Linked DNA regions of Homo sapiens: regions 2 and 3 are each linked to region 1. Evidence: chromatin loops called from intact Hi-C (ENCODE). Cell type or tissue: heart right ventricle. All regions are shown on one strand. Links, peaks and the distances in the headings refer to the core of each region. The heading gives the core; the rest is flanking DNA. Region 1 holds the start of LOC124901155 (a long non-coding RNA gene). Region 2 holds the start of BTNL9 (butyrophilin like 9). Region 3 overlaps BTNL9 (butyrophilin like 9).

What was found. Hi-C counts contacts between places; a loop is a spot of excess contacts. Peaks named below come from ENCODE experiments on the same cell type or tissue, not always from the same donor. Only the 100,000 strongest peaks of a DNase experiment are listed, where the experiment ranks them.
Region 2: it touches region 1 in a loop (3-fold over the local background); 26 of 110 quality-filtered maps call a loop at or near these places.
Region 3: a loop joins it to region 1, with 2.6 times the contacts of the local background. A loop is called at or near these places in 20 of 110 quality-filtered maps.

What each region holds. Positions count from the first base shown.
Region 1 is chr5:180,866,862-180,872,854 of GRCh38, reverse strand. LOC124901155 (a long non-coding RNA gene) reads right to left here and starts at 3,081. Exons shown (of 2, transcript XR_007059089.1): 1 at 2,886-3,081; 2 at 1,489-1,893. In heart right ventricle, for the core only: a CTCF peak has its summit at 3,681; a DNase peak (open chromatin) is centred at 3,684.
Region 2 is chr5:181,040,197-181,046,189 of GRCh38, reverse strand. BTNL9 (butyrophilin like 9) reads right to left here and starts at 5,924. Exons shown (of 11, transcript NM_152547.5): 1 at 5,758-5,924; 2 at 592-723. The coding sequence starts at 700. MIR8089 (microRNA 8089) reads left to right here and starts at 2,706; the gene lies at 2,706-2,787. RefSeq lists a silencer at 1-308. In heart right ventricle, for the core only: CTCF peaks have their summits at 782 and 2,752 (motif pointing left); DNase peaks (open chromatin) are centred at 1,179 and 2,761; H3K4me3 peaks cover 5,000 bases; H3K27ac peaks cover 4,844 bases; H3K27me3 peaks cover 777 bases.
Region 3 is chr5:181,049,506-181,055,498 of GRCh38, reverse strand. BTNL9 (butyrophilin like 9) reads right to left here. Exons shown (of 11, transcript NM_152547.5): 4 at 5,130-5,411; 5 at 2,183-2,299; 6 at 1,998-2,030; 7 at 1,240-1,260; 8 at 46-66. Among named protein-coding and RNA genes, the nearest start is that of MIR8089, 9.0 kb to the right of the region's middle. RefSeq lists an enhancer at 1,525-2,089. In heart right ventricle, for the core only: no CTCF peak of the experiment used is centred there; a DNase peak (open chromatin) is centred at 2,791; H3K4me3 peaks cover 3,366 bases; H3K27ac peaks cover 5,000 bases; H3K27me3 peaks cover 4,742 bases.

The DNA.
Region 1 (5,993 bases), core at 601-5,600:
GAGGGTGTCTTGCTGTGGACCCCATGGCCACAGCTGAATTGAAACTTCCCCCAGTGGAGGGTGGAGGTCTTGAAACTGAGCATCCACCTTGGTGGCTCTGTTTTCTACCCAAATCCCAGAGACAAACCAGCCATTCAGCACAGCAGGTGCCCCCGCCACAGTCGAAAGCCTCACACGGCTGGTCCTGGCAGGTGTCCTGGATGTGCTCAGGTGATCCTGTGTCGCCTCCCTGACCTGACAACCCATCCACTAACCAAGTGCCCCATGATGTGCCCTGTCTGGGACGGTGCCAGGTGCCATGTCTATGAGATACAGATGAAATATCACGTTTTCAGGATTCAAATTTTCCATCAGATTGTGCTTACGCCTGTGAAGTAAAGTCCCGCAAGCTGAGAGTTTCGGATCTCTAACAAAAGATGCAGTTCAGCTGCCATTCTTGGTACCCCAGCACCCTCCCACTCCCACCACACACACACACACACACACACACACCCTCGTTGGCCTGACCTTCAGCATGATCACTGCCTGGCTTCGGGCAGAGCCTCTGTCAGTCGAGTTGCTACTGCCCTCAAGGGCAGTACAACTTCATATGTACACTTCATAGTGTGCTAAGACCCTGCACTTAATACAACATAGTATAATCCCTTATATGTCTACAGGCTGTGCTACTAGGGAGCTTGTGGTCTGGCTTAAAGTTTTATGACCTCTGAAAAATTTAAATGTACTTGGACATGACAATAGCCAGACAGGTCAATGTAACTAAATAGGTGGCCCATGACAAGCCCTTTTCTAGATAATGATTTAATACGATAAATTAGTTCAATGGGGAAGTTAAATGAGTAAATGGTAATGGGGCAATCAGTTCTTCGTAGGGAATGGAAACTCATGTTCCAAAATAAATTCAAGGGAGACTGTTGTAGTTTGAAAATATTTCCAGAAATTCTTTTATATTCCTGCTTTGAAGAGTTGGAGTTTAGGTCCTTTCCTTGAGTGTGGGATGGACTTAGTGATTTGCTTCTACTGGAGTAACATACGGCAAAAGCGACGGTGTGCACCTTCAGAGACCAGGGCATAAAAAGCGCCATGGTCCAGTGTCACCCTCTCTCTTGGATCACTTGTCATGCCATGAGGACACTCAAGCAGGCCTGTGGAGGGACCTGTACTATGAGAAACTGAGGCCTCCCACCAGCAGCCACGGGAACGAGCCAATTTGGAAGCAAATCCTCCAACTCCAACTGGGCTATTTCTCCAAATGACTGCAACCCCAGTCCACACCTTCAGTACAGCCTCGTCAAAGACCTTGAATCAGAGCCACTCAGTTAATATGCATTCAAATTCCTGGCCCACATAAACTGTGAAATAATAAATGTTTGTTGTTTTAAGCCACCGAGTTTTGGGGGCAATTTGTTATATGGTAATAGTTCATTAATTAAAAGATCAAAGGGAAAAATATTTTAAAATTAATTTTAAAAAAAACAGAACTGGGCCTTGGAGGAGAAAGGACCTCTAAACTTTAATGAAGGATTCCTGTATAACCTGAATATGGGTTTTGCCAGCCCACGCAACAAATGAGGCCACATCGGCCACGTCATTGGATGATGCCAGCTTGTGGGCCAGAGTGGAGTGTGGCCATAGGGCATCTTTTCCCCTTTTTGAAGTTTCCTGACTATGGCAAGACTGCCAGTATTCACCAAATATCCACGAGATCTTCTAAGCCCTGGCCTCCTTTGCAGTTAGAACGGAGCTGTGTGACCTGGTTCTGGCCAAAGAGAGGTGGTTGTAAATGACGTAATTGCACTTCTGGGCCTAGCCCTTAAAGCATCCCATGGGGTCTTCCAGCCTTCTCTTCTCTACAGTGGCAATTCTGAAGGCCACACATTCCAGATATTATGGCTGCAAGACAGAAGAGAGCAAACTGACTTACAATGAAGTTTACGTGAAGAACAAATAAACCTTCTTGTCTTAGGCCACCGGGAGGGAGGGTGTATTTGTTACTGCAACCTCGTCTAACTATGCTGACTACACCATTGCGCTTTTCTAGCATTGCTGGGTCTTTGAGGTATTCCATGTGTCCTCCAGGGCCAGTCCAGATTGTGTGTGTCTACACTGCTGTCACCTCCAGTTTAGTAACAGTGCTTTGTACTCGGGACCCTGGTGCGCACCACACAGGCAGATATGAACGTAAGCCTTTCTTGTAATTTTCCCTTAGTCCAGTCACAACCAGACCATCATGCTTCAGAAGAGCTATTGTTCGGAGAATAACCTGCCACAGGCTACCTTCCACACCCACAGACCCTGGGCAGTCCCGTGGGGCCCCTACGGGGCACTCCCTGCCAGCTCCTGACCTGCTCCCTCAGTGTTTCTCTGGACTCCGACACAGCCAGACCCAGAGAGAGGGAGGGGTCAACCACTGACCCAGCTAAGGCTGCACTTTTCAAGTCCTCAGATCCCGCCCCAACATCTTCCGCTTCCCAGGGAGATAGAGAAAGGTGATCCACTCCCCTCAGGAAGACACGGTACCTCCGGGAGTGTGACCACAGCAACACCAATCATGAAAACTCAGATAGTGCATACTGTATGGCGTCATAAGATCTGAGCCTCAAGACTGCCCAGCTGTGAGTCCTGGGACAGTTTTCTTACCCTCTCTGTTCCCCCATCTGTAAAATGGGGATGTATGCAGTGCTGTCATCAATGGGTTATTGACAAGATTCAATATATCAATATGTATGTTCTAAGTGCCTTACATATGCTAATTTAATTTTCACAACTCTGTGAAGTAGGTATTATTATTACCTATATTCCAGATGAGGGAGCAGAGACCAAAGATTACACAACTGCCCAGTCCCATAAGAAACCCAGAGCCCAACACAGATTCAAGAAAATACCTTGGAGCAGGTGCCATTTTTCACCAACTCTCCGTCCAAATTAGGGAAAGACAGCTCCTTTGATTTTCTCCTTTCCCAAGGTCTTATGAAACTGTGAGTTAATCCATGTGTACAAGAGGACATCCAGTTCTCTTTCTTTTAAAACAAAAATTTCCTCCTCCTGCCAAGTTGGCAGAGGCTTGTAAGGGTGGTGTCCTAACAGCCTCCTGTTTGGTCTTGGCACTCTGTGGCTTGTGAACAACAACCAGAGATGAATATATCTACAGGAGGAGAACAAGCAGCTGGGCTTGAACCAGCAGGTGCCCAGGCCAGAGCATTTCAAAGATGTCAAAGATCACAGCCTCAAAACTACCAGCTGTGTGTCCTGGGACAATTTGCTTTCCCTCTCTGTTTCCCCTTCTGTAGAACAGGTATATGTATGTGCATATATATATATATATATATATATATATATATATATATATACACACACACACACACACACACACAGTGCCTTCATCAAAGGGCTGTTGAGAAGATTCAATGTATCTATATATATAAAGCATTTAGAAGAGTGCTTGGCACAAAATAAGCCCCATAAAATTTCTCGCTGTTGTTGATTATCATTTTAGATGTAAGTGTCAGTCAGAACTCCTGACACAGACATCTCCCTTTCCACAGGACCCAGAAATGATAACAGTAGGAGGCTGCTTGCTCCTTCTAGACCTTTTCCCAGGGACTGTGGGTTATCCCTTAAGAGCCTCTGGTAACAGGTTTCTCCAGATTCATCCCACGGTCCCTTCCAGCTCAACAGCGCCACCTGCCACACAGATTTTACACATCCATGTAAAGCTTGAGGGATGAAAGGAAATTGTTGGTGTTAAAGGGCAAGCAGGAAAGAGAACAGCAATTGATGGCCAATTCAAAAGGTGAACTTCTTTAATAAAGAATGTGTTCCCACAATGGACACAAACTCTACAAAAGGTACCGAAAGACTTGATGTAAGGACAGGACAGGCAGTCCCTGGGAGAGATGGCTCAATTGGGTGACACACATGATAGAAGGGTAAAGAAAATTAAACAACCAGACACTATTTGCTGCCTACAAATTTAGAGAAAAAACAAACCTGCCACAACCCAATCCTGGGGAGGTGAGTGAGTAAAGAGCTTTTACTTATAGTTGGAAACTTTATAAATTGAAATACTCCTTCTTGAAGTAGTAGTTTAGCAATCTGATGCAATTTAGGATTATTTATGTTTACATATAATTTTTGAATAAATACTATATTCTCGTGGTTCAAAATGCAGGAGTATAAAGACGATATGCACTGAAAATTCTCCTTCCCACCCTTCTCTTCCAGCCACCCAGGTGCCTCCTCACCGACAGCCCCGGTTAGTGGTTTCTGGTGTGAACTTTCAGGAACATTTTTATGAACATACACAAATATGTACACATTCATTTCACCCTTTCTTATGCAAATTATAACATAGCTTGGCACATTGATTTCTTTATTTCACATGCATCTTGGAGATTTTCCCATACCATTTTATAAAGAGGCCCCTCTTCCTTTTTTATGGCTGAAAGTAGTACATTGCATGCTGTTATGGGTTGAACTGTGTTCCCCCAAAATTCGTATGTTGAAGTCCTAACCCCAGATACTTCCTAATGTGACCTTATTTGGAAACAGAGTCATTGCAGATGTATTTAGTTAAGCCGAGGTCATGCTGGAGTGAGTAGTTTAGGGCCCTAATCCGATATAACTGGTCTCCTTAAAAAAGGGAGAAATTTGCACACAGGCATGCATGCAGTGAGAAGGCTGTGTGTGATGGTAAAGGCAGAGACTGGGTGCTGTGTCCACAAGCCAAGTGTAGCAGGACAAGTCGCAGACAAAACTCCTCAGACACCGGATTAAAGAAGGAAGAGGTTTTTATTCGGCCGGGAGCATCGGCAGACTCACGTCTTAAGAGCCGAGCTCCCCGAAAAAGAAATTCCTAGCCCTTTTAAGGGCTTACAACTCTAAGGGGTTCACGTGAAAGGGTCATAATAGATCAAGTAAGCGTGAGGAACGTGACTGGGGGCTACACACATCAGCTAACAGAACAAAAAGTTTTACAGTGCTTTCTCACACAATGTCTGGAGTTTACAGATAACACCAGTAGTTTTGGTCAGGGGTTATTATTATTATTATTATTATTATTATTATTATTATTATTTTAACCACCAGGGCCAGGTGGTGGCGCCAAGGTCGTCTCGCTATCTTCTGTTTCTTTCCAACTCTGTGCTTTCTCCCTTTTCTCCTGTCTTATAAACTAGGGAAAAGGGGAGGTTGGGGAGAAGCTGGGAAGGACAACAGGAGAAGTGGTGGTCTCCGTCCAAAGGAACACCAAGGATTTCCATCAAACCACCAGCAGCTAGGTACAAAACGTGGAACCGATTCTCCCTCACAGCCTCAGAAGGAACCAAACTTGCTGACACCTTGATCTCAGACATCTAGCCTCCAAAACTGTGAGACAATAACTTGTTCCTATTTAAGCCACATTGTGTGGGGTACTTTCTTACAGCAGCCCTGGAAAACTAATACACGTGAATGTACAATAATTTATGTAATCACGTCTTTAGTTTGGACCTTTAGGTTTTCTCCATCTTTTACTTTAGACACACTATTGTGAATAACCTTTTCACACACCATTTCATGAGTGTGTGACTATACCAGCAGGGTAGACTCGTAGAGGAGAATTGCTGCGGCAAAGAGTACGTGCACGTCCATCCACACCGCACGCTGCCTTCCCTGGAGGTGAGGTCCGTCAACACCCCACCAGCGGGGAAGAGTGCTTTCCCCACCATGCTGTCACCACCACAGCGTGGATCAAACTCAGGATCTTTGCCATTCTAATAAGAGAAAAATTGTATTTCCATGTAGTTTGGGCTTGCATTCTTTTTTATTTTGAATCATTTGTATAAGCTTTCCTGTGAGCCCATTTTTCCACTGGGTTGTTCAGGTTTTCAATTTTGGAGAAGCTCTGTGTATCAGGGAAATTTGCCCTTTGTGATATAACATGCAAATATTTTTTCCCAGTTAGTCATTTGATTTTTTTACTTTTCTTGTAGTGGTTTTGCCACACGGAAGTA
Region 2 (5,993 bases), core at 575-5,574, 170 kb before region 1:
GGGGGCTGGGGAGATGGTGGAGGAGGTGTTGGAGGCTGGGGAGATGGTGGAGGAGGTGTTGGGGGCTGGGGAGATGGTGGAGGAGGTGTTGGGGGCTGGGGAGATGGTGGAGGAGGTGTTGGGGGCTGGGGAGATGGTGGAGGAACACTACAGGCTGGGGAGATGGTGGAGGAGGTGTTGGGGGCTGGGGAGATGGTGGAGGAGGTGTTGGAGGCTGGGGAGATGGTGGAGGAGGTGTTGGAGGCTGGGGAGATGGTGGAGGAGGTGTTGGGGGCTGGGGAGATGGTGGAGGAGGTGTCGGGGGCTGGGGAGATGGTGGAGGAACACTACAGGCTGGGGAGATGGTGGAGGAGGTGTTGAGGGCTGGAGAGATGGTGGAGGAGGTGTCGGGGGCTGGGGAGATGGTGGAGGAACATCACTACAGGCTGGGTAATGCTCGGGGTAGTGGCTCTTTAACAACCAGGATGGAAGTCTTTTTTGTATTTTAGCGTCTGGCACGCCCTGGTACTGTGCTAAGATCGTAGCCCTGGGGAGCACCTGGCAGGAGGGGTGGCGTTCACATCCTGGCCAGCTAGGCTGCAGACACAATACCTGAGCTCGGCTCCCCAGGCTGAAGGAGGAGGAGGTGCATGAGGAAGACAAGACTGCTGGTCAGCGATACTGGCTTCAAGGAGTCTGGGGAGACTGAGAGGTCCACCATCTCTCGTCAGCAGTGGGGGCCACCTGGAGAGGGACAAAGGGGTGCTGGAGCGACGTGCAAAGGTAGGGGGAGCTGGAACTCACTCCATCAGACCTGAAGTCTGTTGTGGCCTCAGTTATTTTTGTCTAGTTCTCAAATTCCTTACAAGCCTCAGCGCTTGGCTTCTTCCATGGCCAGAGGGGAGAGCTGCTTCTAATTTTCCCAGGGGACACTGTTAATGGCATCCGTGGCCTTGCCCAGGTTCACAGAGCTGCAAGGGGACGAGGCTGAAGGATCCCAGAGGAAGCAGCTTCTGTGCTGCTTATTGTTTAGAGCCAGGAATAGAGCCACACAATGTGTGGGGGCTCAGCGCCCCCCCTTTTCTGGGCTTAGCGACTTTCCTCAAACAAAGGGCAATCTCTGAAGATCTCAGATGCATTTTCATTCTTCCTGCCTCACCACCACCAACCCAACCTTCGTCCCACTTCCCTTTGGTCTGGAACATCGAGTCCGCAAAACAGAGGAACAAACACAGAGTTCTGCTCTCTCAGAAGTGGAGTGCATGCAGGTGGCTGCCTGCCAGCCCCAACGACATCCTAGGACACTCTCCTCCAGGCCTGGGACCTCAAGTTGTGCCTTCAGGAGGCCAGCTGGTAACTGTCTCTGTGTCGATAGCATCTTCGGGGCTACAGTGATGGAGTCATCCCATCTAGCCACCCCTTCCTCATCTATGACCCAGGAGGCCCAGACCTGGCCCAGACAAGGGCTACCCCCTCACTCCTGATGCTCTGCTCCCTTGGGACCCACTAATGACTCACGGCCAGAGAGTGTGCTGCTGCCAATGAGTCTCTGGAGATACACAAAACTCTCCATATTTCTCTTGCATTTAGTTCTGCAAGATTTTAGGCAGATTCTGTCATTGGCTGGACCGAAATCTCTGCCTGAACCATGGAAGAAACCAATGCCCACTCCCATGGGTTGCTAGGAGCTCTTGAAATCAAAGTCAGCACCTCCCTTCCCCCTGCCTTCCCAACGCCCACGCACTGTCTTCGTCCTGGGACTGCACCCCTTGCCTTTCACTTCATCACAGTGCCCTTGTTGGAAGGCCACGGTGGGCTCCTCTCTCCAACCCTCTCTGTCTCCCCGTCGGCCCCCACGGCTTGGCTTTTCTTCCGAGACCTTGGCATGGCAGGTGTTTCCGGTGTCCTGTGGCCACAGGGCACTGGCCACACTGTCAGCAACACCATCAGCAGGTGTGAAGGAAGGACTTTCAAAGCTGCTGGGCCATGCAGAGGCAGAAGGATCAGAGGAGGTGTGCAGGGTGAGTTAATGAGGTGGTAGAGGCTCCCCAGGGACCCTTAGGCTAGGAGGCACCCAGACAGGCAGGAATACAAGGGAAGAGGGGTGGCCTGTGAGGCGCATGGGCTGATGGCCCTGTCTCCTAGAGCTAAAATTGAGGGGACAAACAGAGGACAGGTTGGGACAGCTCCAGGTGTGTTTCAAGAAGGTTCAAGGACAGGAGGTGGGGTCCCCCCGAAGCGGGGCCGTGTTGACACCTCTCAGTTATTGGAACACGATTCACACAATAACCAGCATGGGCAGAGGCCTCGGGCAGGGTCCAGGCCCTGGCTGGACAGTCCAGACTCTCACCCTCTGTGGCTACTGGTGGAAGCCTCTCTGCGACAGGTGGGGAAGCTGGCAAGGAAGGGTTCCAGCAAAGGGGTCTACACTGGTTGTGCACCTTCTCACCCTCTCTTCTGTTCCCTTCTCTTTTCCTTTATACTTCAGTCTTTTCTTCTGGATTCTAGACACAGGTTAGAGCTCCATGACAGCAAAACCAGGAGGGGCACGTCAGTGTTCAGCTAGTAACTTCCAAAACCAAGAGGGGCTCAGGGTGTGTTTATGCATCCATTCAGATGGGTTGGGTTCTGGGGAATTAGTCGAGGTTGTGTTAGGTTGTGACACAGGTCTGCTCATAAGGTGGTAATGGGGCGCGAGACAGGTCCCACAGCTGGCCTTCTCACAGAAGGAGCACTCACTCCAATTTCCCTGGACTGGGGGCAGGCTGCCACCTCCTGGGGACAGGGGATTGGGGCAGGATGTTCCAGAACCGTGGAAGTGCTAGAGGGACCTCAGTTCTCTGTTGTGATACACCCGTGTGATTCCCATCATGGAATCTTCAGGGGAGGAGGATTGTAGACACACACACACACACACAGACACACACACATGCACACACACACAGACACACCCATGCACACACACACAGACACACACATAGACACACACACAGATGCACACACACAGACACATACACACACACACACGTGCTGACAGTAATAAAACTAACATGCATTGGGTACTTCCTATCTATCAAACACTTATCTATACCTCAGTATTATTATTTTTATTATTATTATTACTAATAGGTCCAAATTATAGATAAGGAAACGGAGGCCCAGGAGCTGAGTGACTTGCTCCTGCACACAGTGGGTGAGTGGTGGGGTGGGGTTCCACCCACTGTCTGGTTCCAGAGCCTCGCTCTGCACTTCTCGAATTCAGATTCCTCACCAGCTACGTCGTGTGTCTGGGTACACCCTTCCGTCACTCCTGTTACCCAAAACCATGACCGTCTCAGGAACCAGCTGGCCACAGACCAAACACTCACCCTAACCTGCCATCACACAGAGGCACTGAAGAAGCGACCGGCTCACACGGTGCCAGCCACAAAACCAGCCAACCAGCCAACTAATGAATACAAAATTTAAAATCCCGCTGCCAGATAAAACAACTTAAAGCTGAGGTCTCCCTAAGACTTTGTCAAGAGCATCTTCTGAGCCAGGAGGAACAGGTACCTGGTCCCTTTGCTCCCAACACTCAAGGGTATCATCTTGAAAGCCTTTAGCAGAGAGAGATGGTCTGGCAGCTTCCTGAAGGGAAAAGTCAGCGGCTCCTGGACAGCACCCTCCTCCCCGTTTGCTGCTGTGCGTCCGCCCTTTCTGACCTCACTCTTCAGTTAAGGATCCAGGGTGCTCAATCCTTACTTGAAGCGTAAGTCCCCTCCTCGAAGGAAACACTTTCCACCCTCTGCTATTTTGATTACAGTGTAAATTGATTTCAGGTTGTTCCTGGTGAGGAGGTTTTGCCTGGGGAAGGAGTAAGGGACTGGACGCGTCGGATATTTGGGGAAGAAGGAAAACCCAGTGTGCGCAAGGACCACAAAGGGGTCCTCCAGCTGGAGCTGAGCTCTGCCGGCGGGCACGTGCTGCTTGTCCTCCCAGGAGCCTTGGGCTGCTCCCTCCGGAAGGCACAGGGAGAAATAAGGGGTCCTGAGAAATGTCACTGCCTGCACCCAGCAAAAGCCCATTTCTTTCTTCTCCTTCTCTTTTTATTTTTCTTTTCTTCTTGCTCTCTCATTGCCCCCAGCCCGCCCCACTCCTGTTCTCTCCTCCTGCACCTGCAATTCCTAAACAACCCTGATGTTTTTCTGATTTCCGGTCCCTCCGTCGAGTCTGTCTTTAAAGATGAGTACTTTTTGCTTTGCTACTGTTATTTTTTTAGATAATTTATTGTTAAATAAAGAATTTTAAAGCAAAATGCAGTGGGACAGATGTCAAAGGCAAGTTGAAAACATAATTTCTGTCAAATACTATTCTGGATTTCCTAAGGTTAGGCACAAGAAAAGCATCAAATGAAAAGGTACTTACTCAAACTAAGTCTTTTTAAAAAGTCTGTATTTGAAAGGAAAACAACTTTTCACTAAAAATATAAATCATTCTTATTACAGGAAAACCATAATTTAAGAGACTGAGAAAAGTTTTTGATTCACAAATAAATGGCATCTCCCTAATACACTTAGGACTGTTTGTTTTTAATCAGTGACTCTTAAAAATCACTGCTTCCACCTGACAAACTCAGGCGAATCACTATGGATTGGTGTCCTCTGAGCCACCCTGAAGCATCCCATTTTCTCTACACATGTCCTTTTCTCCAACTTTCAGCAAAGCAAGAATGGAGAAAAAGAGGATTAGAAGGAACTTCAGTTGGTTCCCTGGTGAATAACTTAACAAAATAAAACCTGCTTTTCCATTTGTATTACACATTCACAATCTCTCACTCTTACTTACTCTATTGGTGAATTTCAGATTCTGTCCACACATATAATTATTTGCCTGAACTTAACACTATCTTCCTGACAAATAGTAAATCTCCCAAGGACATCTCCGAACCTGGCAGTGTCCACAGGCCACGTCCTCCCACAGGAGTCCCTCGCCTGCTATGCAGCTGTTGGCGTCCTGAGCGATCCCAGTGTTTCCATGGGGGCAGAGCAAAACCTTGGGGATTCTCTAACATAATTTTAAGACTACATTTCACACTTAAATGACCACGTTATGAAACCTGGCAGGAAAATCCATGTTATTAATAAATGCCATGTCTCTTGCTCTCCCAAACACAGGAAGTATTTTTTGCTCTGCATATGTCTGCGGAGACTGTGGGGTCCCAGAGTGGAAAACTTCTCTAGTAACAAAGTACAGAAATTATCCCTGAAGTATAGTCTTTGCTTTGCTACTTCTGTAAGCTGTGTAACTGGTGAATTTTGCCTGTCTCCTGTCCTCCACTCCCCAAGCTGCAAGTCCGCAGGTGTCAGTGGGGCCTTGGCCCTCTCCCACGGGCCTCCCCGACACCCCCTGCAATGCCCTTCCCCCCGGCAGACCCCAGCTAGTGCTCACTGCCTGCGCTGGTTTGATTTCGATAGGTCCACAAGAGGATTTCCACCCTCTTAGTCTCTAAGGAAGATGGACTGCCCCAAGAAGGGAACCGCAATGAGGCTTGAAATCTTTTTCGTCTGGTGGGGGCAATGGGATGTATCAGGATCCTGCCTCCTGAGATGCGGCCCACCTAAACGGGCGTGGACATCTCCTCTTGGCCACACTCGAAACATCCCATGCTGCGGCCAAGCTCGGATAATAAAATGGTGCCACTAATTGTACGCCTTCCCAAAGCCTCCCACCTTCATTTTCTGATTGCCGTTTCTGAAAGATGGAGGTGTAGGCAGCTGTTGAGAATGAGCCACTTACCTGGCAGGTAGCAGCAAAAGGTCTGAAATGGCAGATGAGTCCTGGTGAGCTCACCTCCTCTGCAAAGGGTGATGATTGCTGTAAAGTGTCTTGGTCCCAGATGCTAAGATTCCCTAGACGTGGACTGGCAGCTGAGCTCCAGAGGCCAGGGCACGTGTGACAGAATTATTTATCCATCTTCCACCCTAAGATATATGCCGTTTGCTCTGCCCTTGGCTATGGAAACCAAGATGGAT
Region 3 (5,993 bases), core at 697-5,696, 180 kb before region 1:
TGGACCCGGCCCTGAGGAGAAATAGTTCTAAGAGGGGTCACTTACCAAGCTCTGTCTGAAGCTTTTCTGCAAGCAGAACACACAAAGAAAACTTCAGCCTGCAGGTGGGTGGAACCATCTTCCCAAGACAGGCCACTGGGAAGAGCTTCCTTAGTCTTAAGCCACTGCTAATCACAGCTTCATTTTTTTTTTTTTACAGCTTCCTCTTTGCCCCTTCATTGCCCTCAAAAAGAGGCCCATCTGCAGGACTCTTATGCCTCATCCTATCTTAGCTCAAAGGTGGAAATCTGCACACAGCCTAGAAGGGATACCAGATCTTAGTACTGACAGGCCTCTTCCCAGGGTTGGGGTTGTTCCTTCTGCCTGAAATCACAAGCTTCCTGGGGCGGAGCTCCCGCCTAAGTGCAGGCACTGAGGGCCGCCTACGTGAGCCTCACGGTCACTCACCGGGTGCGTTATCTGAAGGACTGGAAGGACATCACACCCAATTATTTCCCCAAATAATTACCAAGGACTCCAACATTTTGCTACTAAAAATGCATTCCTTTGATCTGTCCACCCAATGTCAAGCTCTTTCAAAAGTAAATGCTCCTGGGAGAGGCATTCATGCTATAGTGTTATGACTTACAATTCAGACTATAGCCTTAATGACTTATTAGGGCTATGTTTTTCTCATTCCCCTTGAAGGGCGAGGTAGACTGCCAGACAAGCTTTCCCAACCTTACAGTTTCATCTGAATTGCCCCCCCAACCCCAACACCATGATGGCCTTTTCCTCCATTCCCCCTCCCTTGGGTTCACTCTCTCTTCCTCTCTACAGAGACACATCCCATGGTTTCACGTCTCTGAGTCCCTCTGGGGAGAAAAGTGGATCTGAGAAATTATTTCCATTTTGGTGCAAATTAAAGGTGCCACCCTTCCTAGTGCCATTTGCATTAAAAAGAAAAGGATATTTTAAGAAGATGAACCGGAGACAGTAAACGTTTTATGATGAATTTTAACTGAATTGTCTAATTTGCAGGGGAGGAGCTGGCAGGGTCTGTGCAGAGGGTCTCGGGCAGCTGCACGGTGGCAGGCAGCCATCCTTTCAGCCCCTTAGCAAGGGAAGAGGTGGAGGCTCACAGGGATGGTTTAGAATTAGATAGTTGCCAGCCGCTGTCCAAAGGGAGCCCCTCCTCCCACTGCACAGGCACAGGGTCCGGCTGACAGGCAGCACTGTGGCCCCGCACCCAGAACTTACCCAGCTCTGCAGTGAGTTTCTCTAGAGAAAAAAAAAAAAAAAAGATGAAGAAAAGGGGAAAGACTCTCAGGTTGGGGAATGAGGCAGACAGAACAGATGGGTGAACACTGAGGCCTCACCTCCGATGCGGCACTCCCACCCGCGGTGGTCTGCGGGCCCAGGCTGGGCTGGAAGTGAGGCTCCAGGCAGGGGATGGGGAAGTGCGCACCCTTGGCTGCCCTTCTGCATAGGAGGGTGACCCAGCGCCCTCCCTCCTGCTAGTGTGAAAATCAGGGTCGGAGCCTCCCAAATCTATTAGCTCGGCGGAAACGTTAAGCCCCGGACACTGCCTCACGTAACTGGGCTGTTTTCTCGGTGCCTGACCGCCGCTTCCTGACCCTGTGCGGAGATGTTGCGCATCCGCCCGACTCCCTGTGCGCTATGAAAACCTGGACGAGGTGGCGCTGGCAGCAGAGACCCTGGTCACCGCTCCCTCTGTACAGTGTGATGTGAAGCTCCGAGGGCGTAACGACAGCAGCCGGTCAACCCTGACATCTGTGCACTAGCCTCCGTGGAAAATGCAGCCGTTCCGCACCTCCGCTTTTGTCCATATGAACGATCTTCCCCCTTCCCCACCGGGGTCACCGATCCCCGTTCCCCGGTGGCCGCCCTGACACCTCGCGCTGGAATAAACCCTCGTAACGGGACCCACAGCCTTTAGATGACGGCGGGTTTTGGCACTTGGGCAGGTGCGTGCAGAACGCCCTGTCCCCGCTCACCTTGTCTCTTCTCCGCCTGCTTCCTCAGCTTTTCTGAAGGGAAACGGGAGCGGAGAGGGCTGAGTGCGCGCCCCCGCCCCTTCCAGGCCGCCTTCCCGCGCCGCGTCCTGGGGGGAGGCGCCTCCGCGGCCCCGGGGTTCAGCACCGGCCGGTGCCCCTCCCCGCCCCGCCGCCCGCGCCGGTACCTCGGCTTCTCCGCTGCTTCCGGAGGACGCCCAGCGCCAGCGCCGCGAGGACCAACAGCAGCGGCAGGGTCGCGACGAACGCGCTCTTCCACGCAGAGGCTCCGGGTACGAACACGTCTGGAAAACACCCGCGGGGGCCGTGTCGGTCCAGGCGCCGCTGAGCACCGAGAGGCGAGACCGGCCTGCCCGCCGCGTGCCGGGAAACCTCCCGCGGGACCTTCTCCGGGCGCCACCGCAGCCGCCTGGGAAACGGGCGTGGAGCGGGAGCGCGCGCGGCGGAGGGGGCGGGGGCGCGCGCGGCGGAGGGGGCGGGGGCGCGCCGCGGGGCGTGCGGGAGGGAACCGCGCCCCAGCCCGGCTCGAGGCTTCTGCGGCCGCAGCGCCGCCCTCGCCCCGCGTCTTCCCGCCCTCGCCCCGCGTCCGCAGGCGGGAGGGTCCCAGGGGCTTGGCTGGCGGCGGATGTCCGGGGAGCTCCTGCTCGCACCCGCGCCGTCTGGTCCGCAAGTCGTCTCCTCGCTTGTTTGCAAACATCCGGCTTCTCCCTCGGTTCTTACCACGCTTTTGGAAGAAGTGAGAACCGAACCACGTGCGCGCGGCCTCGCAGCTCCCACGTCCCTCCCGGCTCCCCAGGGAGGACCCGCCCGCAGGCAGGACGTGGCCGGGGGCAGCGCCGACAGCACCAGCGGCGCAGGGACGCGCAGAACCCACCGGCCCTTCGCAAACCCTGTGGCGGTTGAATAGAGTAACTTTCTGTCTGTGTCATCTAGTTATTAGAAAATGGTGCTTTTATCTCAGATCTTTAAAAAATGTTCTTTTTATTGTAGTAAAATATACGTAACAACCTTTCCCATCTTAACCATTTTTAAGTGTACAGTTCAGGGGCATTAAGTGCATTCACCATGTCGTGTGCAACCATCACCCCCGCCCATCTCCAGAAGTTTCTTCATCTTTCAAAACTGAAACTCTGTACTTATTAAACAGTAATTCCTCTTCCCACGCCCAAGCCCCTGGCGCCCTCCGTATACTCTCCATCCCTGTGGACTTGACTCCTCTAGGTAATCCCACATCCGTGGAATCAGACGGCATTTGTTCTGTGTGTCTGGCTTATAAGTGACATCAGTGGACTGTGGTTTTTAATTTTGTTTTTCTAGCAGTGCATTTTTATTGTATGGTACAAAAACACTGGGTCACAATGGATTGGTCCTCACAACAGATGGTGTCTGAAGCAATGGCCTGGGGTCAAGGGCAAGGGCTCAGGGCGGACTGTCTCTCTGACCTGTGACCCTCCCCCTCGACCCTCTGGCCTCCTCGCTGTTCTGCCAGCAGCCGGCAGTTTCCCTCTCAGGCCCCTGGCTTTGCCCTTCCCGCCACCAGAATGCCTTCCCAAAGGTATCCATGTGAGTCACGCCCTCTGTAGAGGGGTCCGCGCATGCAAACATTTACCCATCTAAAAATTTTTATATAAACTTGTTTCATAATAAATATCAATAATATAAATTAAGATTTATATTAAAAGCTAAAAAGAAAATATTGGGTTTTTCCTGGTGCAAAAAGAGAGACTCTTTCCTCTTCCCCTCTCTTAGTTCATTTTCCTTAGAAAATATATCAGTTCTTTCTTTACAACCCAATAATGTTTTCCTTAAGGGCCACTTGTTTGAAATGTAAACATAAAAGAGAGAGCACTGCCGTGGAGATCCCTGTCTCATGGGAGTTTAGCTTAGCTGCGTGGCTCCAAGTTGTATGCCCTAGACGTATCACATGCTTGATTTTTCCTTTGGTTAAAGACAGTTGGCTCACACAGATGGCCATCCCAATTCCCACGGAATTTAGAACTGCTGTGGTAAGCGGTGTTGCCAGGTCCTCCTACTTGCAGACAAGTTATCATTTATCTTGAGAACATGTGTGCATTGGCTTGTATCTGACTGACTATATCAAAGGGGGAGTTTTTTTCTGTTATAATAAAATAGCTTTTGATTTGGACTCGTGTGAAAAGTGGCCCGTATGTTGGGTTTGTCCTTAAAATGTAAAACAATTAGAACCATGAACTTGAAACCCTTCAGTGGCTGCCTCATAATAAGACTTTAATAATGACCTTGCCTTCAGCTCACTGCCTACACGCCCACTTCCTGGACGTGCCTTTTGTAATCTGTGGACATGCCTCACTGCTTTCAGCCTGCTTCATTTTTCTCTACGGCACCTACCACCTTCTTCTTGTTTTTTTTTTTTTTGTTTTTTTTTTGAGACGGATTCTCGCTCTGTTGCCCAGGCTGGAGTGCAGATCTCGGCTCACTGCAACCTCTGCCCCCCGGTTCAAGCGATTCTCCTGCCTCAGCCTCCCGAGTAGCTGGGATTACAGGCGCCTGCCACTATGCCGGGCTAATTTTTGTAATTTTAGTAGAGATGGGGATTCACCATCTTGGCCAGGCTGGTCTTGAACTCCTGACCTCATGATCCACCCGCCTTGGCCTCCCAAAGTGCTGGGATTACAGGCGTGAGCCACTGCACCCGGCTGCACCTACCACCTTCTAACGTGATGTGACAGGATGCACTTCTTTTGCTTATTGTCTGTATCCCCCACTGGCATGGGGACCTGAGGGTAGGGACTGGGGTCACGTTGTGGAAACTCAATACATACTGTTTGAGAGACAGCATTACGAATCTATTGGCTCCCATGATGCCTCTGATGAGCAGAGTTGATGGGTTTTAGTGTATGGCCTTAGGCACAGAAAGGCGGGCTCTCTGGGGCCTCTCTCACTGACTGTTTGGGTTCTCAGTAGCGTTCTTAGTGTGTTCCTAATATCCAAGGTGCTGACTTTTCAGGTGTCAAGGCCAACACACCCTATATGCAGACAGGCGCAGTACCATTGTGTCTTTATAGACTGCCTTTGGGCCAATGTGTATGTACACATGAGGACTAGGAAGATGGGTGTGAGCTAACAGCCACTGACCTGCTATCTGGACCACCAACTCTTTCTTCTGGCTCAAGAGGAGATTCTGGATGGAGACGGACACATTGCTGAGGGCTCCCGCTCGGACAACCACAGATGTTTCCAGACTGAACAGGTCCTGGGCATCCCAGACGATGGCTTCAAACTCTGGAGGCAGGCACTGTCCCTGGTGGTCTCTCCACTGAACCTTAGGCTTGGGGTACCAGCCACTGGATCTGAGCCTCAGCTGAATGCCTCCTTCCTTGAAGCCCTCAAGGGAGAGGTGAGGGTCTGAGCCCAGCCCTGGTGGAGGCAGGAGGAGTGGGAAAGGTCAGGCTTCTTCTGAGAAATCACGCATAACATTCCTGCCACTGTTCAGCATTTGCAGTCACCATAAAGCATCATGAAGTGTGACTGCTATTAAGACGTGTGTGGGCTTGGCGCTCCCCGCCCATGGACGGGAAATGACAGTCTAAATCAGTGGTAGCATGTGGGGACAGTAATGCCCCTGAGGGACATTTGGAAATGTGAAGGGGGTCATTGGGTGGGGAAGGGCTCCTGGCATTTAATCATGTTAGGCAAGGGACAGTTTCCCTAGAATGAAGAATAGCAGCACCCTAAATTCTAATAATTAGAGTTGTGACTCTTCTCCTTCTCTTGAATTCCCCCAGAGCTCTAGTGCCTGCATTATACACACTCCCTTATCTCTCCATCCTTGTGGAACTAGCATTATATTTTGAGTATGCAAAACATTAATGTGGCATAAATGCCAATGCTGTACAGAAATGTGTATCAGGAAAAAAGCGCCATCCTTCCCGTCATCACACCTCACCCTCAGCGGCCAATCTCATCAGCTTCTAGTTTATCCTTCCTATGTTCCCTTTT